4 separate regions of the Homo sapiens genome follow, and all the other regions are linked to region 3. The links are chromatin loops, found by intact Hi-C in ENCODE. Cell type or tissue: heart left ventricle. All regions are shown on one strand. Each heading gives the region's core, and the rest is flanking DNA. Links, peaks and the distances in the headings are about the cores only.

Region 1 (7,675 bases), core at 1,637-5,636, 110 kb after region 3:
CTGTTCGCCAGGGGGTGGCGGATACAGTGGAGCATCGTGCCCGAAGTGTCTGAGCCCGTGGTAAGTCCCTGGAGGGTGCACGGTCTCCTCCGACTGTCTCCATCACGTCAGGCCTCACAGCCTGTAGGCACCGCTCGGGGAAGCCTCTGGATGAGGCCATGTGGTCATCCCCCTGGAGTCCTGGCCTGGCCTGAAGAGGAGGGGAGGAGGAGGCCAGCCCCTCCCTAGCCCCAAGGCCTGCGAGGCTGCAAGCCCGGCCCCACATTCTAGTCCAGGCTTGGCTGTGCAAGAAGCAGATTGCCTGGCCCTGGCCAGGCTTCCCAGCTAGGATGTGGTATGGCAGGGGTGGGGGACATTGAGGGGCTGCTGTAGCCCCCACAACCTCCCCAGGTAGGGTGGTGAACAGTAGGCTGGACAAGTGGACCTGTTCCCATCTGAGATTCAAGAGCCCACCTCTCGGAGGTTGCAGTGAGCCGAGATCCCTCCACTGCACTCCAGCCTGGGCAACAGAGCAAGACTCTGTCTCAAAAAAACAGAACAACGACAACAAAAAACCCACCTCTGGCCCACTGCCTAACTTTGTAAATAAAGTTTTATTGGCACATAGACACACCCATTCATTTACATACTGCTGCGGCTGCTTTTGCATTACCCTTGAGTAGACGACAGACCACGTGGCCATGGAAGCCAAAAATATTTACTGTCTGGCCCTTTACAGAAGTCTGCTCTAGAGGGAGACCCCGGCCCATGGGGCAGGACCACTGGGCGTGGGCAGAAGGGAGGCCTCGGTGCCTCCACGGGCCTAGTTGGGTATCTCAGTGCCTGTTTCTTGCATGGAGCACCAGGGGTCAGGGCAAGTACCTGGAGGAGGCAGGCTGTTGCCCGCCCAGCACTGGGACCCAGGAGACCTTGAGAGGCTCTTAACGAATGGGAGACAAGCAGGACCAGGGCTCCCATTGGCTGGGCCTCAGTTTCCCTGCCTGTAAGTGAGGGAGGGCAGCTGTGAAGGTGAACTGTGAGGCAGAGCCTCTGCTCAGCCATTGCAGGGGCGGCTCTGCCCCACTCCTGTTGTGCACCCAGAGTGAGGGGCACGGGGTGAGATGTCACCATCAGCCCATAGGGGTGTCCTCCTGGTGCCAGGTCCCCAAGGGATGTCCCATCCCCCCTGGCTGTGTGGGGACAGCAGAGTCCCTGGGGCTGGGAGGGCTCCACACTGTTTTGTCAGTGGTTTTTCTGAACTGTTAAATTTCAGTGGAAAATTCTCTTTCCCCTTTTACTGAAGGAACCTCCAAAGGAAGACCTGACTGTGTCTGAGAAGTTCCAGCTGGTGCTGGACGTCGCCCAGAAAGCCCAGGTACTGCCACGGGCGCCGGCCAGGGGTGTGTCTGCGCCAGCCATGGGCACCAGCCAGGGGTGTGTCTACGCCGGCCAGGGGTAGGTCTCCGCCGGCCTCCGCTGCTGCCTGGGGAGGGCCGTGCCTGACACTGCAGGCCCGGTTTGTCCGCGGTCAGCTGACTTGTAGTCACCCTGCCCTTGGATGGTCGTTACAGCAACTCTGGTGGTTGGGGAAGGGGCCTCCTGATTCAGCCTCTGCGGACGGTGCGCGAGGGTGGAGCTCCCCTCCCTCCCCACCGCCCCTGGCCAGGGTTGAACGCCCCTGGGAAGGACTCAGGCCCGGGTCTGCTGTTGCTGTGAGCGTGGCCACCTCTGCCCTAGACCAGAGCTGGGCCTTCCCCGGCCTAGGAGCAGCCGGGCAGGACCACAGGGCTCCGAGTGACCTCAGGGCTGCCCGACCTGGAGGCCCTCCTGGCGTCGCGGTGTGACTGACAGCCCAGGAGCGGGGGCTGTTGTAATTGCTGTTTCTCCTTCACACAGAACCTTTTCGGGAAGATGGCTGACATCCTGGAGAAGATCAAGAAGTAAGTCCCGCCCCCCACCCCGGCCCTGCGGCGCCCGCCCGGCCTGAGCCTCCCGTCTCCTTCCAGCTTGTTCATGTGGGTCCAGCCGGAGATCACACAGAAGCTGTATGTGGCGCTCTGGGCTGCCTTCCTGGCCTCCTGCTTCTTCCCCTACCGCCTGGTGGGGCTTGCCGTGGGTAAGTAGATGCACCTGCGGCCTGTAGCTTCAGGAGGAGGGACACAGGTGTCCGCATGCCACCAGTGTCTGCCAGGTGTCTGCAAGAGCTGTTAAACTCACCTGGCGATCCTTCCTCTGCTTTTTGTCACAAATGTTTCAATTTGGGAGAAGTGAAGCCCATCCGAGATCGAGGGACACGGTGATTGTTTCTTAAATCAAGAAGCCCTCCACTTCCAAGGCCCCCATGTCTCCTGCAAAGTGGGAGGAGCTGGAAGACCCAAGACCCAGGATAGCAGGACTTGGGGTGTCAGGGAATTGCCCTGGGCAGGACATGCCTCTTGGGGCGCCTGTGGGCTTAGGGGTGACAGTCATGGAGAGCCTGAGAGCCTGGTTTGATGTGCAGGGAGGTTGGTTGTAGCTGATGAGTTTGGTGACATCACGTGAAGCCAAGGGTCTCATCCACTAAAACACTCATCTGCAGAGCTGGCGGCGGGGAAGGAGGGTGGCTGGCGGTGAGGACCGGGCTGTGCCGGGAGGTGGGTGGGGTGTGGTGGCCCCCCCTCACCCCAGGAGGCGCTCATCCACTGCTGCCCAGCATGCTCTCTTCCCTCCTTTCTCTTTTCTTTTTTCTTGCTTCCCTCCTTTATCTTTGTCTTTCTCCTTTTCTTTGTTTTTGTCTCTCTCTCTCTCTTTTTTTTTTTTTGGAGACGGAGTGTCGCTCTGTCGCCCAGGCTGGAGTGCAGTGGCGTGATCTCGGCTCACTGCAACCTCCGCCTCCCGGGTTCAAGTGATTCTCCTGCCTCAGCCTCCCAAGTAGCTGGGACTACAGGCACCCGCCACCACGCCCAGCTAATTTTTTTTGTATTTTTAGTAGAGACGGGGTTTCACCTTATTGGCTAGGCTGGTCTGGAACTCCTGACCTCAGGCGATCTGCCCACCTCGGCCTCCCAAAGTGCTGGGATTACAGGCGGGAGCCACTGCGACTGGTCTCTTCTGTTTTGTTTTGTCTTGTCTTGTTTCTTTTCTTTTCTTTCTCTTTTCCTCAATAACAACGATCCAGTGTCTGACATGGGCCACACACTGGCATGTGGGAGCGAGGCCGCCAGGGTCCTGTCCTTGAGGGGCAGGTGGGACTCGCCTGAGCCCACGCAGGACAGCGTGTGCGGCTGTAGGAGCCACAAAGCCAGGGGTGGGGAGAGCTCCGTGCCGGAGTCGGGAGGTCAGACCCCGGCCCCTCAGCAGTCTAGGCTTGGCGTGCTGCGCAGAGGAGCAGTGGGGGCTGTGTCTGTGTGGAAGAGCAGATGCCCCCTGCCACGTTTCCTGAATGCCTTTACCATAACGCAAGCCCGACCCTAGCCCTGACCCAGCGTAACTGCTGGTGGGAGGACAGGCCTCTCTGGACGCAGCACGGCTGAGCTGTCCAACAGCAGCTCACTGTGGCCATCAGGTGGCATCACCAGGAGTGGGCAGAGCCAGATCTGATCAGACCCTTACCCCGACAATGCCCTGGAGCCCCTCTGGCTAGCACCCAGGACTCTAGGCTCATGAATGGGTAGGTGACCACTGTGACCTCCTGTTGGACCCCTAGGCCTGGGTCCAGGTGCCGAGGCTCCAGAGCTGCAGTGCACTTGCGGCCCTGGACAGCTCCGGGGCAGGCCGCCCTCCACGGGGAGCCTGGGGGTGTGCACCTGGGTCTTGGTGTCCTGCATCTGCCCTGCTGTCCTTTTTTTTCAAGACAGCGTCTCAGTCTGTCTCACCCAGGCTGGAGTGCAGTGGCACGATCTCGGCTCACTGCAACCTCCATCCCCTGAGTTTAAGTGATTGTCCTGCCTCAGCCTCGGGAGTAGCTGGGATTACAGGGGTGCACCACCACACTCAGCTAATTTTTGTATTTTTAATAGAGACGAGGTTTCACCATGTTGGCCAGGCTGGTATTGAACCCCTGACATCATGATCCGCCCGCTCGGCCTCCCAAAGTGCTAGGATTCCAGGCGTGAGCCACTGCGCCCGGCCCCTGCTGTCCTTTTTTGTGACACCCAGTGTGGTTTGGGTTCTCACAACCACCCTGAGATCACCACTGCCACTGGGCAGCGGTGACCCTGCCAGGTGTGGGCCAAGATGGCATTCCTGGCTTATCGGTGCCCATGTATTCTTTTGCAGTGCTGACAAGGGACCTCAGCTTAGAGGGGCAGAGGCTGCCTGCTCCAAGCAAGGATGGCCCCAGCTGGGACTTGGGCTCTCTTGAGCTGAGCTGTCCCTCCTGGGTCGGCCACCACGTGGAGGAGGCCTGGGAGCTCAGTCCAGTCAGCCAAGGGGGTGGTCCTGGCCCTGCCCCTCCTCACACCTAGCATCTTTCAAGAATCAACAAGTTGTCCGGACACGGTGGCTCACGCCTGTAATCCCAGCACTTTGGAAGGCCGAGGCGGGTGAATCACTTGAGGTCAGGAGTTCGAGACCAGCCCAGCCAACATGGTGAAACCCCGTCTCTACCAAAAATACAAAATGTAGCCGCGTGTGGAGCTTGCAGTGAGCTGAGATCGCGCCACTGCACTCCAGCCTGGGCGACAGAGCAAGACTCTGTCTCAAATAAAAAAATTAAAATTAAAATTAAAAAAAATTAGCCAGGCATGGTGGCAGGCGCCTGTAGTCCCAGCTACTCAGGGGGCTGAAGCAGGAGAATGGCGTGAACCCGGGAGGCGGAGCTGGCAGTGAGCCAAGATCATGTTGCTGCACTCCTGCCTGGGCGACAGAGCAAGACTCCGTCTCAAAAATAAAATAAAATAAAATAAAATAAAATAAAATAAAAAATTTAGCCGGGTGTGGTGGTAGGCTCCCAGCTACTCGAGAGGCTGAGGCAGGAGAATCGCTTGAACCCGGGAGGTTGCAGTGAGCTGAGATCAAGCCATTGCACTCCAGCCTGGGCAACAGAGCAAGACTCTGTCTCAAAAAAAAGAATCAACAAGTTGAGAATTGGGGTCAAAAAGTCTGACTTGATTGATGAATTTCTGTGAAAATGTCCTACAAAGGCAAAAAATGAAACAAAGGCACAGCTTTATCAGTCCCTTTATAGCACAGATAGTACATGGAACTCTGACCCTGGGGCCCCTGCAGGGAGGGCCTGCCACGTCTGGTCTGGTCTGGCGGGCTGTGCACTGGGGGCAGCGAGACAGCCCCCAGCACTGGGAGGGGCACCCGGAGAGACCGGAACTCCTGACAGCTTTTGCTGCCCAGGGGGGTGCGTTAGCAGGTGTGTGGGGGCCGGCCCCGCCTCCCATCCCTGCATCTGTTGCCAGGTGGGGTCCTGGGGCGCAGTCAGGCCTGGCTCTTCTGAGGTCGTGTTTAGTAGGGGGACTGACCATGATTGTGTCAGGTGACAGTATCGGGGAGAAAACGGAGCTGGTGGAGGGGAACTTGCGAGGGCGTGGCTGGGAGCCGTCTGAGCAGCTGGTCATGGGCGGCCTCTCAGCAGGGATGGGCTGGGCGTGGGGGGGCACCCAGTTGAAGAAGGGCAGGTGGGAGGGGGTTTGGGGAGGGATTGCCATGGAGGGACCTCAGATTTGGTGTCAGGTGTGGGGAATTGGGGCAGAGGAGGCACAGTCCTGAAGTGTTTCAGGTGGGTCAAGAACAGCCCTGAGCCAGGCGGAGTTGGAGAGAGAAGTGAGGGGCATTGGATGGGGGGGTCCTAGCAGAGCTGAGGGGTCTTAGTGGGAGTGGGTGGGGCGCTGGCAGTGGGGCCCTCGCCTGGGGTTGAGACTGTGCAGCACGAATGGGCCCCAGGGGAGCGAGGCTGGGGGTATCCAGGGTGAGGACTGAGCGAGCAGCTGGACTCTCACATCCAGGCTCAGGGTGGAGGGTGCCAATCTGGGAGGTGGGAGGTGCCGGAACCATCACCCTGAGTAGACTGGCATAGCTGCAGAGCTCTAGATGGAGCAGGCTGTGTCCCCTGCCCTCAGGACTCTATGCTGGTATCAAGTTCTTCCTCATTGATTTCATCTTTAAACGCTGCCCGAGGCTGCGCGCCAAGTACGACACGCCCTATATCATCTGGAGGAGTCTCCCCACCGACCCGCAGCTCAAGGAGCGCTCCAGCGCCGCAGTCTCACGCAGGGTGAGCCCGGCCCCCAGCTGCGGGGATGGGGGGATGGGGGGCCACGAAGCCGGGCATCCCCAGGCCCACAGTGCTCTGTTCACCTCCGGCTCATTTAGAGGCTGTTTCTTCAATTTTATAGACTCCTTAAACTTGAGGGTTTTTTTTTTCCCTGTTACCACTGCGGTTTCTGAGGCTCATCCAGCCCCTCCCAAGCCCAGGGCAACACCTGGGGACTGGCCATGATGACTGAGAGCCAGCAGGCCTGGGAGTGACCACTCCATGGGGGTGCCCGGCCCCTGCCATCCCTGACAGTGAGGCTCTGGCGCTGAGACCAGGCAGTTTGAGAAGGGCCCCCTTGGAGCCACAGCCTGGCACTGGGCCATATTTCATTCACAGTCACAGGCCCTCCAGATGTGCAGCACAGCATCCCAGCCAGGACCACGGGGAATGAGCAGGCCTCGGTGCTCCCTTCGGGGTGGCTCAGATGAGTCAGGAGGGTTGCTGGGCTCTCCCCACTGAGGTGAGGTGGCCCTGCCTGGAAGAAGGAGCCGCTCTGGGCCGGAAGGGACCTCGGGAACGTCTTCCCAAATTTGGATCCCAGCTTTTGGGGAGGTGTGTGTGCGGCCAGCACATCTGGGTGCTGCAGGCGTGGGCAGCGGGCCTGACCTCGACGCTGTTTGCCGTTGGCAGCTGCAGACGACCTCGTCACGGAGCTACGTACCCAGCGCACCGGCCGGCCTGGGTAAAGAGGAGGACGCCGGTCGCTTCCACAGCACCAAGAAGGGCAATTTCCACGAGATCTTCAATCTGACAGAAAACGAGCGTCCGCTGGCGGGTATGTGTGCCGTGAGTCTGAGGCCAGGCCGAGCGCCGACACAGACTGAAGGCCCGTGAGGGGGGCGCTGTGGATGCAGGACGGGGTCGCCCTGTGACAGGCCAGAGGAGCCCTCAGGATGGCATTCACATCCCACTGCCCCAGGAGGAGTGCAGGAGCCAGGGGTCATGAGGACTCTGCGGGCTACAGGGGAGGAGGGCGTGCCCGTGGGGAGAGCCGCCCACGCTGCAGCACTCCCCTGACAGCAGGCGTGCAGGCAACACACTGGGGAGAGAGTCCAGGGCGAGGCCTCAGGGCCTGCAGGGCGCTGGCAGGGGGTCTGCCCCTGGTTCCATCGTGTCTGGAGAAACAAGAGCCACCAGGGGACAGGTGACTCAGGATCCTGGGGACAGGTCAGCTTTCCCAAAGGGAGGGCCTGTTAAACTAAACCGGGCAGCTCGAGGTGTGTGATGAGCGGCTGCAGAGGCAGCTGCGGAGAACGGAGCTTCGTCCTCTGCTGAGCCCTGGCCCTGCCGGTCTTGGTGGAGGTGGTGTCCCAGCGCCCTGACCCTGCCGGTCTTGGAGGTGGTGTCCCGGCCACACTGTGACTTCTGTTGCTCCCTGCTCTGCCTGGGTGCTTTTACTTTAAAAACCCTGCCAGTGCCTGTTGAAGAGGAAACATCTGTTTTCCACCC
Region 2 (7,675 bases), core at 507-4,506, 240 kb after region 3:
ATAGAACTTAATAGCTCATTTTACTCTTAGCATTGGCTCAATATTTACTCACACAAAGACTGCCTGCTTTGAAGCCCCGGAAAATGACACTCAAGTTGGTCACATGTATCTGGTGAATGGTAGTGCGATTTGGTAACATGTAGAACACGCAGTTTCCTGAGGACCGTCTAGGGCCTGCCTCGCAGCAGTGGGGCCTCGGAGGGCAAACTGTGTGTGGAGCTCAGCTCTGGCCCTCAAGGCTTTCGAACGGTAGGACAGAAGGCACGACGACCCGTCCGTCAAGGAGTGGGGCCAGGCCACGGCTGTGTTCCACTTCCCCTGAGGGGTGACCATCCAGTCTAGGCTTTATGAGAGCGTGCTGATAGATGGAGGTCAGCGGGAGAGGGTGTTTTGGGGGTTGGGAGGGCATGAACAGAAGTTTGGAGCCGTACACCTTGGCAGCACTAATACGAGTAGATGCCCCCTTGGTGTCCGTGGCTCTAGGGCAGCCGTGAAGGGGCCTGGGCCCTTGGTGACAGGAGGAAGCAGGTGCGGCCTTGGAGTAGGCCCTCAGTGTGATGGCTGGCCGTGTCCTTACTCATGAAGTGGCTCAACCTACCTGTTTCGTCAGCTGTAGAGGGAGCATGAGACCTGCCCTGCAGGGTCCTCGTGAAGGTCAGTGGGAATTTATGTAGAGTCACTCATCCAGGCTCTGTTGAGCACCTGCTGTGGTTGTAGGCACTGGGGAGGAATCGGCGGCGAGGCTTGCGAGGGCCCTGCCCTCAAGGAGCTGACATTCTCGTGTGAGGAGACAGAGGGAGCTCGCTCAGTACCCCCGCAACCATCAGAAGGCAGGAAGCATATAGGGAGAGTCAAGGCATGTGGAGGGTAGAGGCTGGAGCTGCTCTGCAGTTGGCTGTTTCTGGGGCGAGATCTGCACGGAGTCAGGTATTTGAAGAGGGGGCATGAGCATTCTAGGGACAGGCCCAGAGGTGCAAAGGTCCTGCGGGCAATAGAGCTTCATGTGCTTGAGGGGTTTCTGAGGCTCTGGCCTGGTGGCTGAGTGGGGTGTGGGGAGAGGCCTGCAAGGCAGGCAGGGACCAGGTCCCCAGGGCTGAGAAGTCCAGGAGAAGGAGCTCTGCTTTTACTTCGAGCACAGCATGAAGCCTCTGGGAGGTTTTGAACCGGGGGAGTAAAGCGCGGTGCAGAGCATCAGAAAGCGGTTGCTATTCTGTGGAAGGAAGAGCCGATGACTGCTTCTGAGCAGAGTGTTGCCAGTGGCCATGGACGACGTGGAGTCCTTGGGCAGCTCATGGGAGGGGCTGGAGGAGGGTCAGAGTAGGGTGGGAGACTAGGGGGCAAGAGTGGAGGCCGTGGGCTGGGGATGTGGGTGGGGTGGGCTGCGTGAGTCGGGGGCTGATGAAATCTGGAGCTGGGTAGACTGGCGAGAAGGCAAGAGCCAGGACCCCCATAGCTTAGAGCCTGGGGTCTGCAGGGATGGGGAACAGCCGATAGACACAGAAATCAGAACACACTCCAGAGATGGCATTTCACTGGGGAGACAAAATCTCCTCCTCATGAAACAGAGAGCCAGGGAAAGCAGTGTGTTTAAATGCTCCCATGGTTACAGCCACTGGGGGCCTTCACTCTGTGCTGGGCACTGTGCTGTAGAGACTGTGTTATCAGCCACCAAAAGACCCCCCTCTGCACCCCCACCCCCTTCCTGCGTGCCCCAGATTGCTGGCCTTATCGCTGGTTTACAGCTGAAGAGCTCGAGACAAGGTTAAACAGGCGGCTGCCCTCCAGCCCCACAGTGAGGGCAGAGCTGGCTGGGAACCGGGGTCACCCCGGGCTGGGCTCCCAGCCTCCAGGTCACACGTTTCTGGTTAGTGTAGACAGTGGGCATTCTTGGTGCTGTTGGAGGCCTGAGGAAGGGCGGCGGTTTTCTCTCCTGTGGGCCTTGTTGGAGATCTCGCTTCTGCTGTGGGAGCTGGGGCCCGGCCCCCAGGAGCTGAGGCGGGGAGGGCGGTTGGTTCTTGCGACCCGGCCGTCAGCGTTCAGCGTCGCCCTCTAGTGGCCAGGTGCTGTCTTTGCAGCCTGGGCTTCATGACCACAGCAGGGCACGTTGGCCTTGTGGGTGGGGGGTGCTTACACTTGCGCGTGTCTGTGTGTGTTCACCGTGCTTACTGAAAGGCAGGCACAGCCTCAGAAGAGAATAACGTGAGGGACGAAGATGAAAGCTCTGGCTAACTCGGCCTTGCCCTGGCGTCTCATCAGGGAAGGGCTTTGTCAAGGAAGGCAGCCCCCTGGCCACCTAGAACTGCTGAATGCAGAGGCCCGGGGCAGAGGGAACAAACTCCAGCTTGCACAGTCCTTCTGTGCATGCACTGGCCCAGCCACACCCAGATCCTTGCTGGCCCTGCTCTGTCCTCAAGTCCCCTGCAGTGAGTGTCACATAGTAGGTACTTGTCATTTGATGGTTCGCTGACTCTTCAGCTAGACCTTTCTTGCCTTCTTTTGGTGCATACATGGTCCTGTGTCTCTGGTTTTACTTTGTTTCTTAGATAAATTTACTAGGTAAGTAACTGACACTACCATCCAATGGCAGCTCAGCAGCAATGCGATGGCACCTCCTTGAGCCAAGGACGGGCTTTCCCAACCGTGTGACTCTGGGTTTGCGTTTTCCCCCCGTGGCTTCCCCCACATCACCGTTACTCTGCTTTCCCTCAAAGCTTGCCCCCGGCCTTGGCCCCTTTTTGCCCGTGTGTTCCCACTTAGGACAGGAGCTGTGCCTATTTCTTTTCTCTGCTCATTTTGTCACTAAAGGGTTTCTGTGATCATCATTAACGGAAATGTTATTGAAAGTTAGAGAAATGGAAAAGATAATAAAACCAACAAACCAAAATTGCCACTGTTTCCACATGCTGTATTAACTAGAGTTGTGCTTGCTTTTTCTCTCTAATTTATTCCCTCTTAATCAGTTCTTACCAGTTTTTCAGAGCTCACTAGCAGAAATGGCTCTCTCTCAGCGGCTGTTTTATCTGCAGAGTGATCTGGGCTTCAGGCAGGGCATGCGAGAGCCTCAGTGAACACGCTGGCTCCCCACTTTCACAGCATTGCCGGCATCCTTTTTTCTGGGTGATGTGTTCCCTGCTCGATGTGGTATTTGAACTACATGTGATGTCACTTGGCTTAAAATAACCAAATTAGATATGATTTGGTGAAAATTAGGAATTTTATTTACTATCCATAGTAATGTAAATCTTCAGTTTAATAGGAAACCTTTCACTGTTCCTTCAGGTGATTTGTTTCTGTTGAATGGTGATTTTTAGTCTGTAATATTAAAAGCAAATGCTAAAAGAGAGTTTGTAAGTCTTTGGTATGGTTTTAAAGGAGCCGCCTTAAAAACTTATCTGTTGCATGTTTGTCTTTTTTTTCTTATAATTTCTTTTGTAGATGAGGATATTGGATACAGACTTGAGCAATTGTGCGACTGTGGTATTTTCTCTATGTGAGGGATAGGAGAAGGAAAGTAGGGCGAGTATGGCAGGATCCCCAGGGACTCATTGCTCCTCGCCCTGTACAACATTTTCTACTTGTAACTTAGCTCCTATTATGGTTTCCTCTAAGAGAGTATGAGTTTGTGTCCATCTGCCCATTAGACTGTGATCCTCTCTTGGGCCGTGGCTGGAGTCACTCATCCTCCTGTTCCAGTGACTGGCACATGCATGGCACATTCTCAGGAAATGCTGGCAGAGTTAATTGAGCCACCAGCGGTCAGTCTCCTTCTCTCCTACCCTGTGTTCTTCAGCGGTGAGTGGGGCATCACTGGTTTTCCAGTTGACACAGGGTGCCTTGTATCTGGGGCCTTCCGTGAAGATGTGTTTTTGCTGTAGGTAACAGAAAAGCAGACGCAAGGACTTTTGAACAAATTCAAAAGTTAAGTTTCTCAGCAAGATGCCTGGAGGCAGGTAGCTGTTGGCACTGGTTCACTGGCTCAGTGATGTCCTCAGGATCTAAGCTCCAAGTCACTTGACCTCTTCCTCACAGCTCTAAAGGGGCTGTCACCATCATGGGGTGATGGAAGGAGCAGTCACCAGGGCAGGCGTCTTCTTACTGGGAGAGTAGGGCTGCCTTCAGAGCCAGGCCACATGGCCACTCCTGGTGGTAGGGGGAGCTGCCAAGGATGTGTCTCCTGTGGGCTGGACATGGGCACTTTCAAACCGGGATTCTGGAAACAGAGAGGTGGGATGGGTTGGATATTGGTTTGGCAGCCAACTGTGTTTGCCATTCACAGAGATTGATGTGTGTGTCTCTCACCGCCCCCCCACACCCCCCACCCGATTTCTGGTTCCTTAATGTCTTTCTGTCCTTCTTCTTCTTCTTCTTCTTTTTTTTCTTTATTTTGAGATGGAGTCTTGCTCTTTCGCCCAGACTGGAGTGCAGTGGCTTCATCTCGGCCCACTGCAGCCTCCGCCTCCCAGGTTCAAGTGATTCTCCTGCCTCAACCTCCTGAGTAGCTGGGATTACAGGCACCCACCACCACACCCGGCTAAGTTTTGTATTTTTAGTAGAGACGGGGTTTCACCATGTTGGTCAGGCTGGTCTCGAACTCCTGACCTCGTGATCCACCCGCTTTGGCCTCCCAAAGTGCTGGGATTACAGGTGTGAGCCACCGCGCCCGGCCTCCAACCCTCTTATCACATTTACCCCATGGCTCAGTGCCGAGCGCTGTGTGGAAAACGTAGTATAGAGACCCAGATGTTTGATTGCATTGAACTGTCTACAGAGTGCTGGGTGTAGAGGGACTCAGTAAATGAACTTTGAATTCTCATAGTCAGTGACATGGCATTTAGAATGAACCCTCCTCTGTTCTGATTTTTTTTTTTTTTTTTGCCCGGAAATGGAGCTGAGACTCAAAGGGCCACAAACCATCCCATTACTCAAGTGCATAGTACTGAAAGCTGCCGAGAAAATAATGTTTTTGTTTTAAGATGGTTTAAATTCCTTGGAGTCTATTATTTAAAAAATATTTAAAAATTATTAAAAATTTTTAAATTTAAATTAAATTTTAAATTAAATTAAATATTAAAAATATTTAAAAATTATTTAGAAAATATTATTTAAAAAAAGTATGGCCACAGACCATTAGAACTGACATGTAAGACTGAGCTGAAAAGAAAATCAAGCTAAAAAAGGATATAAAATGTGTTAACTTAGAAAAATGTGATAATGTACCTTTGACTTTCTAGGGGCTCTGGGTATGATGGTGAGTTGTCACCCAAGCCTGAGGACAGAGTGATGGGAGCCTGAGAGGGCGGAGGTGAGTGCCTGTGGCTGGTGGGTCCCACCCAGGGTCTGGAGTGGGTAGAATAGTGCTGATCTTCGGCCAGTCAGACCTGAGTAGCTACAATTATGGAATTGGGTTTGCTGATATGAGGAGGGGAAGTTCAACCTCTTCACAGGGCTGGCCGAGCAAATGTGTGCAGAGCCAATAGGGCTTTGCTCCTCCCCAGGCATGGCCTGGATACTCTAGTATTATGGGATATTTTATAAGAGGATTGGCAGGTTCTGTGACCGCAGATTCTTCCTGCTCAACCGCAGATTCTACAGGTGCATCCTGTAGACACTTTACAGGCGAAGTTACAGGGAAGAGGATTTCTTTAAGAAGGAAAGTTGGAAGACAGTGGTGAGCAATTAGAATTCACCACCAGCGTGGAACGATGGAGGATCAACAGCAGCAGGATTGTTCTCCTTCTTTAGAATTCAGGGCTTCAGGGATTAGTGTTGATTGTGATGGTGATGGTGATGATGGTGGTGATGATAGTAGTGATGGCGATGATAACTGTGATGATGGTGGTGGGAATGATAGTGATACCAACTCTCCTGCTTGTCGGTGTTGTGGACCCTGTCAGCCCGTGCTGAGGACTTCTGTCCTGTCTGCTCTGAGGCCCCAGTGCTGCTTTGCTTGGAGCTGTTTGGGAGGCACAGTGGGTTTGATGTTAGAAGGAAGAAGCACATGCATGCGTCTGTGTGACAAAGCCATTTGCTTGACGACACGCTGGCACTACTTGGCACTGTACCTCTGCAGCGGCAGTGACCAGTGTTTATCCAGCCTTCCCCACAGGCTAGCTCATTTGTTTGGCATTTACTCCATATGATGAGTAGGGCGGCAGGATTCCTGTGATTCCCATTTTGCAGATCAAGAAACTGAGGCTTAGAAATGGAGGAGGACCTAAGGTCAGATGCCAGCCAGTAGCAACAATCACTTGATTTAATCCAGGCTTCTTTGCATTGCACACTGCTTTGCTTACTTTAATAGGACATGAAGAGTTCGGTTTTAGAAATTTTATACAGGGCCAGGTGAAGTAGCTCATACTTGTAATCCCAGCAGTTGGGAGGCCTAGGTGGGAGGATTGCTCGAGCCCAGGAGTTGGAGGCTACAGTGAGCTATGATCATGCCACTGCACTCCGGCCTGGGTGACAGAGCAACACCGTGTCTCTAAAAGAAAAAGCAAAAAAATAAAAAAGAAACTTGGTACAGGATTAAATCATAGATGATTAAAATAAGAAAATGGGAAGAAATTTCTAATGAACAGAAATGCAGTAAGGGGCTGGGCACGGTGGCTTATGCCTGTAATCCCAGCACTTTGGGAGGCCGAGGCGGGTGGATCACCTGAGGTCAGGAGTTCGAGACCAGCCTGGCCAACATGGCAAAACCCCGTCTTTACTAAAAATACAAAAATTAGCCGGGCGTGATGGCACACGCCTGTAATCCCAGCTACTTAGGAAGCTGAGGCAGGAGAATTGCTTGAACCCGGGAGGCAGAGGTTGCAGTGAGCCGAGATTGTGCCATTGCACTCCAGCCTGGGTAACAGAGTGAGATTCTGCTTAAAAAAATAAAAAAAAATAAAAAAATAAAGAAATGCAGTAGGGATGGGAGGTGAAAAATAAAAAAATAATCCAGTTACCATCACAACTGGATACAATACAGGAAGTTACACCTTAAATCAGTTGCCAAGAATAAAGCAAATCCTTGGTTTTGCATAGAGAGGTGAAGGATATCACCTTTATCCTGATGTTATTGTGTGTGGTGAAATGTAGTCAGGTAAGGCTTTGACTTTGGTGTTTAGCCAGCTTTTTTTTTTTGGGAGACAGTCTTGTTCGGTTGCCCAGGCCAGAGTGCAGTGGCGCGATGTTGGCTTACTGCAAGCTCCGCCTCCTGAGTTCACGCCATTCTCTTGCCTCAGCCTCCCGAGTAGCTGGGACTACAGGCACCTGCCACCATGCCTGGCTAATTTTTTGTATTGTTAGTAGAGACGGGGTTTCACCGTGTTAGCCAGGATGGTCTCAATCTCCTGACCTCGTGATCCACCCTCCTCGGCCTTCCAAAGTGCTGGGATTACAGGCGTGAGCCACCGTGCCCGGCCTTCGCCAGCTTTTGAGGTATTCATATAAACTATTGGAGGCTTTCTCTTGAAATCCCAGACTATGTTCAAATTGGTCCTAAAGAGAAGAAGTTCAAGTTTGCTTAAAATCCTAATGTAGATTATCTTAGGGTAAGAGAATCTAAAGAATAGGTTAGTGTATTAATTTGCCTGGGCTGCCATAAGAAAATACCACAGACTGGGTGGTTTATGCAGTAGACATTGATTTCTCCCAGTTCCAGAGGCTGGAAGTCCAGGACCGGGGTGCT
Region 3 (7,675 bases), core at 2,122-6,121:
CTTACAGCCAACTGATCTTCCACAAAGTATGCAAAAACATAAACTGGGGAAATGACATTCTATTCAATAAATGGTGCTGGGAAAATTGGATAGCCACATGTGGAAGAATGGAGCTGGATCCCTCTTTCTCACCATATACAAAAATTAACTCACAATGGGTTAAATACTTAAACCTAAGTCCTGAAATCATAAAAATTCTAGAAGGAACCCTAGGAAAAACTCTTATGGACATTGGCCTAGGCTAAATATTTATAACGAAGGCTCCAAAGGCAAATGCAACAAAAACAAAAATAAACAGGACCTACTTAAACTAGAAAGCTTCTACACAGCAGAAGAAATAATCATGAAAGTAAACAGACAACTTAGAGAATGGGAGAAAATGTTTGCAAACTATGCATCTGACAAAGGACTAATACGCAGAATCTACAAGGGACTCAAATCAGCAAGAAAAAAAAATAATAATTCTGGCTGGGCGCAGTGGCTCATACCTGTAACCCCAGCACTTTGGGAGGGCAAGGCGTGCGGATGACTTGAGGTCAGGAGTTCGAGATCAGCCTGGCCAACATGGTGAAACCCTATCTCTACCAAAAATATAAAAAATTAGCTGGGTGTGGTGGCAGGGCCTGTAATCCCAGCTACTCAGTAGGCTGAGGCATGACACTCAACTTGAATCCAGGAGGCAGAGATTGCAGTGAGCCGAGATTGTACCACTGCACTCCAGCCTGGGTGACAGAGTGAGACTCTATCTAAAAAAATTAATAAAATAAAATAAAAATAATAAATACTTTATAAACATTAATTTACTGACTCTTCTTAATGACCTTGATGTTATATTCTGTTTGATCCCTATTAACAGACAAGGAAACTCGGGCACAGAGAGGCTAGGTTACTCATTCAGAGTCACACAGCCAGTGTGCAGCAGAGCCAGAAGTAAAGCCCAGGGAGTCCCACTCCAGTCTGTGCTCTTAACCCTGGGCCATGACATGTCATCACCCTAGGTGTGCAGTGAGGGGACTGGGGCCTAGGAAGGGGAAGGGACTCATACCTGAAGCCACACAACCAGGGTCCAGCCCTAGGCAGGCTCTTTCTCCACAGAGACAGAGCCGGTTTGGGCCCCTCCTCTCTTCTCTTGGTGACAGTTTTGCCCATGGGCATCCTGCGGGCAAAGGGGAGGCTGAGTTTCTGGTTTGTGGGTGTGTTTCAGGAAGTGCAGCTTGATGGGGTCAGTCTTTGTGTGCAGGGAGAGGAGCTGGGTGGAGGCTGGCTGGATGACTGGGCCTAGGCCTCCGGACAACGGAAAGGAGCAGAGAAGACGAGGGATGCGTCCCGGCACTGGTATTGTGGAGAGAGACCCCAACCCCCAGGAGGGTGAGGAAGGGGCTGTTGGTTCCCCCGCTGGTGAGCAAGGGCTGGCTGTGGGAGGGGCTCCAGGAGCGGAGGGGAACTGTTAAAGATTCAGACCCAGCTGGGCGCGGTGGCTCACGCTTGTAATCCCAGCATTTTGAGAGGCTGAGGTGGGCGAATCACCTGAGGTCAGGAGTTCAGACCAGCCTGCCCAATATGGAGAAACCCCGTCTCTGCTAAAAAATACAAAAATTAGCCAGGCGTGATGGTGCACACCTGCAATCCCAGCTACTAGAGAGGCTAAGGCAGGAGAATCGCTTGAACTCGGGAGGCGGAGGTTGCAGTGAGGTGAGATTGCACCACTGCACTCCAGCCTGGGCGACACAGCGAACTCTGTTTCAAAAAAAAAAAAAAAAAGATTCAGACCCAGCCTCCGCCCCCTGTGTCACACAAACTGTTCTCCTCCTAGGGCAGGCTTAGAGGGGCCCATGCCTGGGGCACCCAGGTTGGCAGGCAGCTTCGTGGATGCCTCTGGGGAGGCCTTCCTGACTGCAGGCCGGCTCTGGGGTGCTGCAGAAGAACTCACTTCCATCTCTTCTATGATGGTGGTGTAGGTAGCCATGTTTGACAACATGTGACGATGCCTGGTGGTCACGTGATTCCAAAGGCACCACACCATAGGTCAGCCCAGGACCAATAGCTGGTGGCAGGAAGCAAGGAGCTGAACAGGTGGATTCACCCCTGGGGACTTCAGCCTGGCCATCCCAGAAGAGGCAGCTGCTGACAGGGTCTCATGGAGGGCTGAGGATGCAGGGAGGTCTGGGGGTCTTGAGGGCCACATAGGGCCTTGGGAAGTCTTGGGAATTTAGGCGACCTAGGAGACCTTGTGGGGCTTTAGGAGGGCCTAAGGAACCTGGGGGGCCCTGGGGATCGTTGAGGGGCCTGGGAAGGCCTTGAGGGGTCTCTGGAGGATCTTTTGGGCCTTGGGGGCCTGAGGAGCCTTGGGGGACCTCCAGAGGCCTAAGGGACCTTGGGAAATCTTTGGGACCTTAGGGGGAGAGGGGATGTAGGAGACTTGAGAGGCCTGGGGCTTTGGGTGGACCTTGGAAAGCAAGGGAGGTTGGGAGGGCCATGGCGGGTGGAGCAGCCCCCCCAGAGGGCCTGGGTCATTCAGCAGCCACAGCCTGGACATTGTGCTCCGGCTCTGGGAGCCCTGGTCATTCCCTCTGTGTGATGGGGGGATCCCAGGCCTGCTCCAGCATCCCTGTGAGGGTGAAGTGATCCCAAGGGGACAGGCATTGCCCTCACCCTCAGGCCTGCATGCCCCACACTCCACTTCCACACAAACTCATCTGAAGGCACATGAGGCTGTGTGGTCTACCAAAGGCTTCATGGGGAGGTGGAGGAAGGAGCCCCATTGCGAGACATCCCCGTGTCCCCAGAGCTCCTCTCACACTGACAGCCACTCTCTTCACTGGTTCGTATAAAGTGCCCAGAACAGTGCCCGGCACACAGGAGGTGTGAGCCATCGTCACTGCTGTCACTGTCTTTCAGTTCTCTCTTTCCCAGACGGCCTCTCAGGATCCCTCTTTTTGCCTCCAGCGATCTGGTGCCCCTCGTGTCAGAACAGATGCATCCTGCGATGCTCCTCACGTGAAACAGGAAGAGCCTATACATGAAAATGTGCGTCTTCCCCCATGGTGTTTCGTTTTCTTGCGGGGGGACTGAGTCTCATTCTGTCGCCCAGGCTGGAGTGCAGTGGCACGATCTCGGCTCACTGCAACCTCCCACCCCCAGGTTCAAGTGGTTCTCCTACCTCAGCCTCCCGAGTAGCTGGGATTGCAGGTGCCTGCCACCATGCCCGGCTAATTTTTTGTATTTTTAGTAGAGATGGAGTTTCACCATGTTGGCCAGGCTGGTCTCGATCTCCTGACCTCAGGTGATCCGCCTTGGCCTCCCAAAGTGTTGGGATTACAGGTGTGAGCCAGCACACCTGGCCCTCTGTGGGGTTTAGAAGTAGCTCAGCACAGGCCAGGTGCAGTGGCTCATGCCTGTAATCCCAGCACTTTGGGAGGCCGAGGCGGGCAGATCATGAGGTCAGGAGTTCGAGACCAGCCTGGCCAACATGGTGAAACTCCGTCTCTACTAAAAATACAAAAAATTAGCCGGGCGTGGTGACGCGCACCTGTAGTCCCAGCTACTCGGGAGGCTGAGGCAGGAGAATGGCGTGAACCCGGGAGGCGGAGCTTGCAGTGATCCGAGATAGCGCCATTGCACTGCAGCCTGGGCGACAGAGCAAGACTCCGCCTCAGAAAAAAAAAAAAAAAAAGAAGTAGCTCAGCACAGCATGTGGCGGGTGCCACCCAAGAAGGTGGCACAGAGGACAAAAGTCCACAGAGGACAAATGCAGCCAGTGTGGAAATCAGGCCCCAACTTGCGGGGCCGAGGCCGTGAGCAGCCACAAGGTGGCCCCAGTGAGCTTAGGGACCAGCTAGTGCAGGGCAGGTGGGAGGTTCACGCACAGCTAAATTAGGCTAAGAGAGACGTGGCAGGGTCTCCCTGGGGCAGCAGGTGGGGGCTCAGCTCACCCTGGCTCCCGGCTGCACAGCTCAGAGTGGGCACCTCCTCGCCTGAGGAGAAGGAAGGGCCGCCTGTAGCCAGCAGGTGTGCCAGCATCCTCCTACCTGGGCTGGGGCCCGGAAGGCGAACACAGGGCAACCGAACCCATTGCAGAGCAGGGCCTGAGGGCTGGCTTGGGAGCAGGTGGTTGGAGTCTGGCTCTGAACAGGCCTTGATCCGTCCCTTGGGTCCCCCAGGCCCTTCCCAGCCTCCACCCCGTGCTGCAGGCCACACCTACAGCCTTCTGTGCCGAGGGCTGTGCCCCTGGAAGCCACGTGGGGCAGACTGGAGCTGCCTGGGTCCTGGAGCAGCATTTCTGGGGCTTCAGCCCAGGGGAGCTGACTGGATTTGCGGCTACACTCACACCACACTCCTCCTCCGGGCTGGGCCGGGTGAGAGGAGGGAGATGAAGGAGGGCGGGCCTGCCCTTGCTGGTCATCAGGGTCGCTCATCTCTGGGGATCTGGCTGGAGCTAGGAATTGAGGAAGGACAGGCTGGTGGCAGGGGCCGGGGCTGGGCTTCTGGCGGGCCAGGCCCCCCTCTAGGGAGGTCTGTGCTCACTGCATCCCTAGGGACACAAGCCCAGGGCCAGGGCCTCATGCTTTCTGGCCTGGCAGGCTGCCTGCCTCAGCCCCACCCCACCCAAGGCATCCAGGGACACTGGCCTGTGGCAGACACGCCCACAGCTTTGCTGTGTGTCCATCTTTGTTGCTTCTCCTTTTGGGGAGCTACCCCTACCCCTGCACTTTAACAGGTGAACCCAGTGTGAGCCACTGCCCCGCCCACCAGCCCCTGAATCAGGCCAAAGAAGTGAAAACCATCTGACCACAGAGGAGGAGCCTGGGGGCGCAGCAGGGCCCCAGCTGGCCGGAGGTCAGCCTCAGGGTGGGTGGCCTGGAGGCCAGCTGTCTGGAGGATCCTGAGCAGAGAGGGGGGCAGGCCCTTGGTGCCTTTCCTTCCAAGAGGGGAATCTAAAGGGAGAGAGTGACATCAATCCAAGGCCCACCGTGCAGATGCTGATTACAGAGGCCAGCGGAGGTGACACAGGTCCTGCCCAAGACAGTCCTGGAGATGGATGGTGGGGCTGGTACCTGTCTTAATTTGCTGCATTGCTAGAAAGAAATACCCGAGGATAGGTAATTTATAAAGAAAAGGTGGTAGCCAGGCACAGTGGCTCACACTTGTAATCCCAGCACTTTGGGAGACTGAGGCAGGCAGATCACCTGAGGTCAGGAGTTCGAGACCAGTCTGACCAACATGGAGAAACTGTCTCTACTAAACATACAAAATTAGCCAGGCATGGTGGCACATGCCTGTAATCCCAGCTACTTGGGAGGCTGAGGCAGGAGAATCATTTGAACCCGGAAGGCAGAGTTTGCGGTGAGCCGAAATCGCGCCATTGCACTCCAGCCTGGGCAACAGGAGCAAAACTCCGTCTGGAAAAGAAAAGAAAAGAAGAGAAAAGAAAAGGAAAGGAAAGGAAAGAAAAGAAAAGAAAAGATGGTTATTTGGCTCATAGTTCTTCAGGCTGGTACAAAGAAGCGTGGCACCAGCATCTGCTTCTGGTGAGGCCTCAGGAAGCTTCCACTCATAGCAGAAGGGGAAGGGTAGCAGGCATCCCATGGAGAGAGGAAGGAGGGAGGAGAGGGGGAAAGGAGGTTCCAGGCTCTCTTTAACAACCAACCCTCGCGGGAACTAATAAAGGCAGAACTCACTGTTAACGCAAGCACCAAGCCGTTCATGAGGGGTCCGCCCTCATGATACAAACACCTCCCGCCAGGCCCCACCTCCAACACTGAGGATCAAATTTTAACCCGAGATCTGGAAAGGACAACATCCAAACTATATCAGCATCCCAACAATGAGAATGTACTTCATGTTACCTCAAAATGGCTAAGACAGTAAATGTTTAAACATGGGTAAATCTAAGTAACTATTGGCTGCATAGAATAACATTAATTTTTCATTGTCTTTTATATAGATAAAAATTTTATTTATTTATTGAGACACAGTATCGCTCTATCACCCAGGCTAGAGTGCAGTGGCACGATCTCAGCTCACCGCAAACTCCACCTCCAGGGTTCAAGCGATTCTCCTGCCTCAGTCTCCCGAATAACCGGGACTACAGGCGTGTGCCATCACGCCAGGATAACTTCTGTATTTTTAGTAGAGACAGGGTTTTGCCATGTTGGGCCAAGCTGGTCTTGATCTCCTGACCTCAGGTGGTCTGCCCGCCTGGGCCTCCCTAAGTGTTGGGATTACAGGCGTGAGCCACCGTGCCCGGCTTATATAGGCCGGGCGCAGTATAGGCCTTGCCCATACCCATCAATAGCCACTACATTCGTGAATAGCCACTGCATTCCAGCCTGGACAACACAGCAAGACTATATCTATTTTTTGTTGTTTTTGTTAAAGTACATTAGTGGCCGGGTGCAGTGGCTGACGCCTGTAATCTCAGCACTTTGGGAGACCGAGGTGGGCAGATCATTCGAGGTCAGGAGTTCGAGACCAGCCTGGCCAACACGGTGAAACCCTGTCTCTACTAAAAATACAAAAATTAGCCCAGCGTGGTAGCTTGCATCTGTAATCCCAGCTACTCAGGAGGCTGAGGCAGGAGAATCGCTTGAACTCAGGAGGTGGAGGTTGCAGTGAGCCAAGATCACACCACTACACTCCAGCCTGGGTGACAGAGCCAGACTCTGTCTTAATAAATAAATAAATAAAGTACATTAGATGATGTCTTAGTCCCTTTTGTGCTGTTATCACAGAGTATCTGAGACTGGGTAATTTATAAACAATGGAAGCTTATTTGGCTCATAGCTCTGGAGGCTGGAAGTCCAAGAGCAAGGTGCCAGGATCTAGGGAGAGCCTTCTTCGTGCAACACCCCATGGAAGAAGGCAGAAGGGCAAGAGAGTGTGCACTGAACCCATTCTTTTATCAGGAACCCACTCCCAAGATAACTAACCCACTCCCAAGATAACTAACCCACTCTCATAACGAACCCACTCCCATGATAACTAACCCACTCCCAAGATAACTAACCCACTCCCAAGATAACTAACCCACTCTCATAGCTAACCCACTCCCAAGATAACTAACCCACTCCCAAGATAACTAACCCACTCCCATGATAACTAACCCACTCTCATAACTAACCCACTCTCATGATAACTAACCCACTCCCAAGATAACTAACCCACGCCCATAACGAACCCACTCCCATGATAACTAACCCACTCCCAAGATAACGAACCCACTCCCAAGATAACGAACCCACTCCCATGATAACTAACCCACTCCCAAGATAACTAATCCACTCCCATGATAACTAACCCACTCCCATGATAACGAACCCACTCCCATGACAACTAACCCACTCCCAAGATAACGAACCCACTCCCAAGATAACTAACCCACTCCCATGATAACTAACCCACTCCCAAGATAACTAACCCACTCCCAAGATAACGAACCCACTCCCATGATAACTAACCTACTCCCAAGATAACTAATCCACTCCCATGATAACTAACCCACTCCCATGATAACGAACCCACTCCCATGATAACTAACCCACTCCCAAGATAACTAACCCACTCCCAAGATAACTAACCCACTCCCATGATAACGAACCCACTCCCAAGATAACTAACCCACTCCCAAGATAACGAACCCACTCCCATGATAACTAACCCACTCCCAAGATAACTA
Region 4 (7,675 bases), core at 3,085-7,084, 230 kb after region 3:
TGCTCAGGTCCACGGCCAAGATGCCGACCACACCAGTGAAGGCCAAGAGGGTCAGCACCTTCCAGGAGTTTGAGAGCAATACCAGCGATGCCTGGGACGCTGGGGAGGACGACGATGAGCTCCTGGCCATGGCGGCGGAGAGCCTGAACTCCGAGGTGGTCATGGAGACGGCCAACCGTGTGCTGCGTAACCACAGCCAGCGGCAGGGGCGGCCCACGCTGCAGGAGGGGCCAGGGCTTCAGCAGAAGCCCAGGCCCGAGGCAGAGCCGCCCTCACCCCCCAGCGGCGACCTCCGGCTGGTGAAGTCGGTCAGTGAGAGCCACACGTCCTGTCCTGCAGGTACGATGGGAGGACTGAAGAGATGGTCTGGGTTTCTGGCCAAGCTAAGAAAGTGGCCAGAACACACTCACTGTGGGAGAATCAGTGGGTTCCCATCCTCATTTGCAGCAGGCCCCCTGGCCCACGAGAGCCCTTATGGTTCTCTTCCAAGGGTAGGGGAGTGGCCTGCGCTCTTTCCTAGGGCCCCCAAGTGCTTTCTTCTGTCCTAGCTACGTGCGTGTCTCCTCCTAGTGGAGTGGAGGCTTCTGGCCTAGCTACGTGCATGTCTTCTCCGAGTGGAGTGGAGGCACCAGGCTGTTGTGGGCTGGCCGTGAGAGGGCCACGGGGGAGCAAGCGCCTGGGGACACTGTCTCCCTCCTAACTCCACCAGCTTGTGATGGTTCCATGGGTGACATTGCCAGCCGAGGGGTCAGGCCTCTGCATGTTTAGGGGCTGGCCCTCTAGGCAGCTTACAGGATTCCTGCCAGGTGTGCGTACACGTGGGCTCAGGTCTGTAGGGGCTGGGAGTCTGACTTTTGGGTCGGCCACGTTTGCACTCTGACCCCCTCGGGTGGGGTCGTGTCTGGTGCCATGTGCATGGCACTGGTGTGCAGCAGCTGTTCTTGAGGCTGTTTCTGTGGCTGCTGCTCTTTATGTGTTGCAGGCCATCACGTCTGTGATGGAAAAGCTGCATGGTTGTGCGATGAACCCACTGTGGGCCGCGGGTACTGTTTTCAGAGCTTGGGAGACCCCACTGGACAGACTGAGGTACATCTGTGCCCTGCGGCAAGTCCATTCTGGTGAGAGGGACAGATGCAGCACTGCCCACAGTCAGCAAGGGGGCACAGAGCGTGCTGGGAGGCAGCAGGTGCCACGGTCAAGAGAGGCAGAGAATGGGGTGGGAACGCGGTGGCCCTGAGAGCAGTGGGGAGCAGGTGTCATCTGAAACGGGGAGGTCAGGGTGTCTTCGTGTCAGTGGTGCTGTTGGGAGGCAGGGGGTGAGGGGCAGGGGCGAAGTCCAGCTGGATTGGCCACTGGCCCTCATAGGTACCTCCCTCCAAGGTCTTCTGGGGGCTAGGGTGCTCTCCCCACATTTCCAGCTGAGAAGATGGAGATTGTTAGGGTGGCCTGATTTTACCCTGGAGAACTAGGTTTCATACCTAGGTCTAGTTTTTAAAACCACTTTCTAGGAATTGGTTAACTTCTAAAATGTTACAGCTCTCATTAGTTGAGAATGCTGTGCGTGATTTCATTTGATCAGTTTTCTTTTTGGAGTGTAATAAATTTTAAAGTCTTTGAACTCGTAACTGGAAATCTGGTGATGGCCTTTGCGGGAGGCTTGGAAACCTGGTGACTGACTGAAGCATGCACTGACCGCCTTCTGCAGGCCCAGTCCTGGGCAGCGCCCTTCAGCCTGTGGCAGTCGGAGTTGGCAGGATCCCTGGCTTCATCTGCTCATGGGTGGTGCTGACATTGAAGCTCTGTGAGCCTCTCAGCACCGTGCCCCCTACCCCCAAGATGCAGGGCACTGTCAGGCTGAGAGTGGCCAGGACCGCAGGACCACACGGTGTGTGGCTGGGGGATCTGACAAGAGGCAGGCTCAGGCTGTGACCAGCTGGGGTCGGGGAGCTATGAGATGTCACCCTGGGATGTCACCCTGGGATGGCCTCATCCTGGAAGAGCCAAGCAAAGGATGCTGCAGGCAGCTTGCGCTGGGAGAAGGGGGCCCATGACCTCATTGCCTTGTGCTCCCACTTGCCTGCCTTGGAGTTGGCCACCTTTCCTGTGTTTGCTTTCTGGGCAAGCTTTTTTTGAGTACTTCAGTATAGTGACAATGATACCATATATTGATCATTTACTGTGTGGCAGGTACAGTATCAAGTCCCTGTGATACTAAACTCATTAAGCTTTGCAGCAGCACTAGGACATGGACTTATGGGCTCTGCTCAGGAGTGAGCGGCCCCTTACGTGTCCTGATGAAACCACATCAGTCATTTCTGAAGATCACAGGGAAGTCCAGCTGAGCACCTTTAATTCTGGGACTCAGTGCACAGCTGCTCTTCCTGCTGAATATTCACTCTGAGGAACTGTAAGTGCTGCTGAAGCAGGAGCCTCTGAAGGAGGGAGAGGGGGCACTGTCACCCATGGTCCTCCCCTCTGCTCAGGTGCTGGTTCTCAGCCCTGTCTGCAGTAAGGCCGGCAGCGGAAACTCTGGAGCCAGACGCCCCGGGCTGGAGCCCCAGCCCACTGCTTGGTGTGCGGCTGCTACAAAATAGGAATCACTGCAAGGGCACTGAGGCTGGTGGGAGGAGATCCTCCTGGGGGTTGGGGGGAGTCAGGGAGAGTGGGCAGCGGGGATGGGGGAGGAGACAGGGCGGTACTCTGAAGTCTATGTCCCCACTTTAGCAGACTTTTCTGGAAATTTAACTGGGCCACATTCTGCCCAGAGGCCATAGGTTGCCTGGCTCCTGGATAGCCTGAGGGTTTCTGTGTGAATTATTTTCCCCCACTCCCAGGTTATAAGGGAAATGGGGGTGCTCTGTGGGAAGGAGGGCGCGGGGGAGTGCGGCTCCTACCTCCTTGCTCAGCGGCTGCTGGAGTGGATGTCGGCCCGTCAGCTGCAGCGTTTGCTTCGGCTCCATTTCCTGGAGTTTATTTTTCACTCTACTTTAATTTTCAGTTTTTGAAAAATGAGATAGCTAGACAGGATTTAGACCCAGGAGTTTGGAGCCTTTCCCAGCCTCTTGCTTGTTGGTCTCGGATGGCAGTGTTGAGTGATCTGAGGGCCTTAGGGTCTTCCCTTGGGCTGACCCGGTCCCGGGTTGCTGGGTGGAACGTGCTGTCTCACCACCTGCTTGGATCCCCCTGGGCCTGTCCGTCTTGGGGGTCAGTGGGGCCATGGTGGGCAGCAGCAGAGGGCGGGAGGGAGGGCGGGCAGCTTGTACTCTAGTGCCACTGCGGTCACTGCCTGTGGTGGGGTCTGGGAAGGTGCCATCCCTCACCTGTCTGGCTTCCTTTGTTTCCTTGGGATGAGGGTCCCTGTGGGACCTTCCTCCCAGGGCACTGGTGAGACCCAGGAGGGCCAGGCAGGTGGCGGGGTTGGGCACGCTCTTGAGATGGCAGGTGAGAGCCCTCGCAGCGCCCTGGTTCCTGCTGTGTCCCCACTGTTGCCTTCTGTCCTCAGCACCTCTGCAGGCTTTCTCCTTTCCCTCATGGTAACTCACGGGCTTGCCCTCCGCACTCAGGCCTGGCTGACCCGAGGGCACCGTCCTACACAGACCCTCTGGGTCATGTCACCTGGGCAGGCCCTGATCTGCCACCCCAGGCACTGGTGGGAGCCTGACCTCCACACAGCCCGAGGGGCCCTGGAGTTTTCTGGCTGTCATTGTGTTGCTTTTATGCAAGGTGGTCCATTTTGTTGGTGAATAATACTCTGCCAGTGAAGCGAGTGAATTTCAAAGGTGTCAGTTCCATGTTATTGCTCAAGAAACCAAGGTCCCCACTGCTGAGTGATGGGAAGAAGGGACCCATCAGCATTCACAAAGGGACAGTGGCACAGCAAGGAGGAACGTGTAGTCGGGAGGAGCGCCCTCACCCTCACCCCCATTCTCTCACCCCTGCAGAAAGTGCCAGCGATGCCGCCCCTCTGCAGAGGTCCCAGTCTCTCCCACACTCGGCCACCGTCACGCTGGGTGGCACATCTGACCCCAGCACTCTCAGCAGCTCAGCGCTGAGCGAAAGAGAGGCCTCCCGGCTCGACAAGTTCAAGCAGCTGCTTGCCGGCCCCAACACGGACCTTGGTAAGCACCCTGCCCTCTGGAGGACACACACAGACATTTCTTGCTGTTTCTGAAATAGATCACATCTTAAAGGATTCTATGTATGCTTATGTAATGCACACGCGTCCGTGTGTAATTTGCCTTGCAGGAAGGTGATGTTTTCATGTAATATTTTCAAGTCAGTCACTAAGGTAGTAGCAATTTGTGCTTTAGACAAGTTTTGTTAATGTTTTTCCCATGCAATTTGAAAATGTATTTTGCGTTCCTTTTTGTTTTCTTTTTTTAAAATTTGAGACAAGGTCTTACTCTGTTGCCTGGCTGGAGTGCAGTGGTGTGATCATAGCTCACTGCAACCTGGAATTCCTGGGCTCAAGCAATCCTCCTGCCTCAGCTTCCTGAGTATGTGGGACTACAGGATTGTGCCACCATGCTCACCAGATTTTTTAAACAATTTTTTCTACAGATACGGGTCTGCCTGTGTTGCCCAGGCTGGTCTTGAACTCCTAGGCTTAAGAGATCCTCCTGCCTCAGCCTCACAAAGCACTGGGCTTAAGGCGTGATCCACCACGCCTGGCCCATTCTGTTTTCCTGTTGTCCCATTTGCACTCTTTATTATTGCTGCCCTTGGTGAGCCCTTCGAGGCTGGCCAGGTGGACATCCTTGTTCTTGACAGTATTCTGAAGACAGTGGCTCATGGGGGCACAGCGCTGGTGACCATCAACTCAATCTGCTGGTTTTGTACTTTCCTACCATGGGGCTTGCAGTCATCAGAGGGTGACAGGCTGTGAGCCCTGCAAGGGGGCAGGGGTGAGGCTGGGGCAGAGGGGCAGGCCCACAGGGCAGAGCACAGTCACCAGTGTGACTCTTCCTGCGCGAGTTGCTTCCAGGCACACGCAGTGCCCATGTGGACTGCCGTGGCCAGGCTCTGTGGAACGCACTTGCTTTCAGTTCCTCTGGTGGAATTCCTGCTGAATCCACGTCCTTCCTTTCCCTATCTCATCTTTGTGGAGTGCCACTCTGGCTAGGTGTTTGCTAGACGCTGGAGCTCTCGGGAGGACCGGAATGTGGCCTTGGTCATGAGATTGCTTCATTGAGGGGACAAACCTGTATCACACAGTTATGACTGGTGTCACTGTGGCACTCTAAGAGCCAGAGGTGCAACGCCTGGCTTGGCCAGGAGGTGGCGAGTGGCGCACGCGGATGGGCCGCCAGGAGCCACGCAGGAGCCATGCAGGGGCCATATAGGAGCTTGCAGCAGCCGGGCCTTCACGCTCAAGCCCAGGGCAGGGAGAGGGTTTCCGGGCAGAAGCAGCGGTTCAAAGGGCATGGCTGAAGCTGTGTTCTCGAGGCGGGGGAGGGCTCTTGGAAGGTCTCCTGGCTAGAAGGACACAGCTCTGAGTAGAGTTCTCAGAGTGGGTGGTTGTTTCTTCCTTATGTTTGTTTTTTTTTGAAACAGCAACACTTGCATGTGTTATAACATGACACAGCACAGCAGGGTGTATGTGAAAATGAGGCCTGTCCCAGCCCCCACCTTCCCTTCCTTTCCACAGCTCGAGGTGTCTCCTTCCAGCGATGGCCCATGCATCTGTTGTTTTAAACGTTTCGTGTTGATGCAATTCAAACTTGCAGAACAGTTGGCATGAATAGTGCCAACAACTCCCATATGCTCTGTACCCAGAATCACCAATTGTTTACGTTTGCCCATTACCATTCTGCATGTGTGTGCCTGTTTTTGTGTGTATATATACATTTTTTTCCTGAACCATTTGAGAGTCAGTTGGAGATATATCCCTTTACCTCTGAAACCTTCGCTGCATATTTCCTAAGCACAAAGACATTCCCTCAGTATCATCACAGCACAGGGGTCACAATCAGGAAATTTAACGTTGACACAGTACTATTTTAACACTTGTATTATTTTCATCCACAGTCCATAGTCACATTCTGCCAGTTGTCCCAGTAATGTCCTTTCCCTCTTTTTTCTTAGTCCAGACTCCAGTGGGGACCATGCGTTCCATTTGGATGTCACGCCTCTGTCTTCTCCACTAACCTGGCGCAGCAGCTTTGCCGGTCTCTGCATTTCCATCTTGACACTTTAGCAGAGCACGGGCCAGTGATTTTGTGGGATGTCCCTTGGTTTGTGCTTGTCTGATGTTTGCCCACAATGAGATTCTGATTGATAATTTTTGGCAGGAACATCACTGAAGGGATTCGTGTTCTCCTTGGTCATCACAGCGGGGGCACGTGGTGCTGGTGGGTCCTCACGTTGAAGATGTGGACTCCGATCACTTGGTTGAGGTGGCGTCTGCCAGCTCTTTCCACTGAAGAGCTCCCCTTTTTCCTTTGGTGATGAAGTGCTCTGTAGAGAGATGCTCTGGGGTCTGTGCATTTCTACAGTGTATTTCTTTGTCCCCTTGCACGGCAAGGCAGTTGTGCACCTCACTTTTTAAGGGAATGATACATTTTCCCATGGCGTACGTGGAGAACCGCCTTAGTCTTTAGAGTGCCCTGTAACATGCCATCCTATGGATTTCCCCCGACTTGACTGCACCAGCCCCTGCGGTTGGGCAGCGGGTTATTCCTAACTTGCTATTATTACAAACAACTTGAGAACGTTTCTTCAGGCGCCTGAACCTCCTTCTGTGATGGTGACACAGAGCATCCCTAGCCATGGGTGAGGCGAGAAGGCAGTGTGGGGGATGGGTCTGTGAGTTCGCCTAGAGCACCAGGTGTGGAGGTGTCACCCACCAAGACAGGAGATAAAGGTAGATCGTGCTTACGGGAGTCTAGTCTTGTAGTTGACGTACCCATCTTGGCCACTTCCTCTTCTAGCATGCCAGTGCCCCTTCTCTGCTGGCTCTCCTGCCTCCAGGGTGGTGTGGAGATTCAGAACCACGTTGCACCTGGGAGAGTGGGTCCTGGAGCCGGGCTGCCTGTGTGGAGAGCTGGCTCCACTGGTTACTCGCCACGTGACCTTGAGCCAGCTTGGTGATGATCCTGCTCTCAGAGTTCTTGTTTGCGTGATAGACATGATGAAAGCGGTGCTCATTTTGCAGTTTAAATGAGATAGTACATATGACATGCTTAACAGAGTGCCTAGCACATACTAAACACTCAAAAATGTTAGTTATTTTTATGGTTGTTGTTACGTTCATTTGAACTGGCCTTTTTATCTTCTCACTTGATTTTTGTGCTATTGACGTATATGGTCACTTTTGTGGTCATTGACGAGTCAAGGACTTACAGATGTTTTCCTGGTTGTGTCCTGTGGTTTCCAGCAGTAGGCAGGTGGAGGAGAGACAGCTGGTGAAAGCAAGATTTGCCTGATGGGAACCCTGTGCTGGGTCAGGCTCTGAGTACCCACCTGGAGCATTCTGGAGGACTTTGTAATTGAACCAACTTTTGGAAATTAAAATCACACTTAAAAGTAAAGCTTTCAAGACTTGTAGGAAGATGGGAGTATGTAGGGCTAGATTTTAGCACGTAAAAATCAAGTATTTTGTTAGGTTGAGGGGACTGTGGGTTTTTTTCTTTCTTTATAATTCTATGTAAATATCAAATCTAAAACCAAAAAGCTA

Evidence for each region. Peaks named below come from ENCODE experiments on the same cell type or tissue, not always from the same donor. Only the 100,000 strongest peaks of a DNase experiment are listed, where the experiment ranks them.
Region 1: a loop joins it to region 3, with 4 times the contacts of the local background. A loop is called at or near these places in 46 of 110 quality-filtered maps.
Region 2: a loop joins it to region 3, with 6 times the contacts of the local background. A loop is called at or near these places in 21 of 110 quality-filtered maps.
Region 4: it touches region 3 in a loop (3-fold over the local background); 21 of 110 quality-filtered maps call a loop at or near these places.

What each region holds. Positions count from the first base shown.
Region 1 is chr22:46,666,814-46,674,488 of GRCh38, forward strand. It overlaps GRAMD4 (GRAM domain containing 4), which reads left to right. Exons shown (of 19, transcript NM_015124.5): 10 at 12-60; 11 at 1,283-1,354; 12 at 1,876-1,919; 13 at 1,986-2,095; 14 at 6,030-6,184; 15 at 6,857-7,001. Among named protein-coding and RNA genes, the nearest start is that of GRAMD4, 50 kb to the left of the region's middle. RefSeq lists enhancers at 2,810-3,310, 7,390-7,469, 7,670-7,675. In heart left ventricle, for the core only: a CTCF peak has its summit at 3,519 (motif pointing right); no DNase peak of the experiment used is centred there.
Region 2 is chr22:46,801,485-46,809,159 of GRCh38, forward strand. All of the region lies in intron 4 of TBC1D22A (TBC1 domain family member 22A), which reads left to right. Among named protein-coding and RNA genes, the nearest start is that of TBC1D22A, 43 kb to the left of the region's middle. RefSeq lists enhancers at 1,734-1,783, 1,804-1,973, 1,994-2,043. In heart left ventricle, for the core only: CTCF peaks have their summits at 2,059 (motif pointing left) and 2,258; a DNase peak (open chromatin) is centred at 2,027.
Region 3 is chr22:46,559,697-46,567,371 of GRCh38, forward strand. No RefSeq gene overlaps it. Among named protein-coding and RNA genes, the nearest start is that of LINC02925, 22 kb to the left of the region's middle. RefSeq lists enhancers at 1,886-2,637, 4,076-4,370, 4,360-4,529. In heart left ventricle, for the core only: CTCF peaks have their summits at 3,829 (motif pointing right) and 4,028; DNase peaks (open chromatin) are centred at 3,815 and 4,355; H3K27ac peaks cover 393 bases.
Region 4 is chr22:46,793,503-46,801,177 of GRCh38, forward strand. TBC1D22A (TBC1 domain family member 22A) reads left to right here. Exons shown (of 13, transcript NM_014346.5): 3 at 1-339; 4 at 3,942-4,118. Among named protein-coding and RNA genes, the nearest start is that of TBC1D22A, 35 kb to the left of the region's middle. RefSeq lists an enhancer at 4,815-5,315. In heart left ventricle, for the core only: CTCF peaks have their summits at 5,275 (motif pointing right) and 5,474; a DNase peak (open chromatin) is centred at 5,289.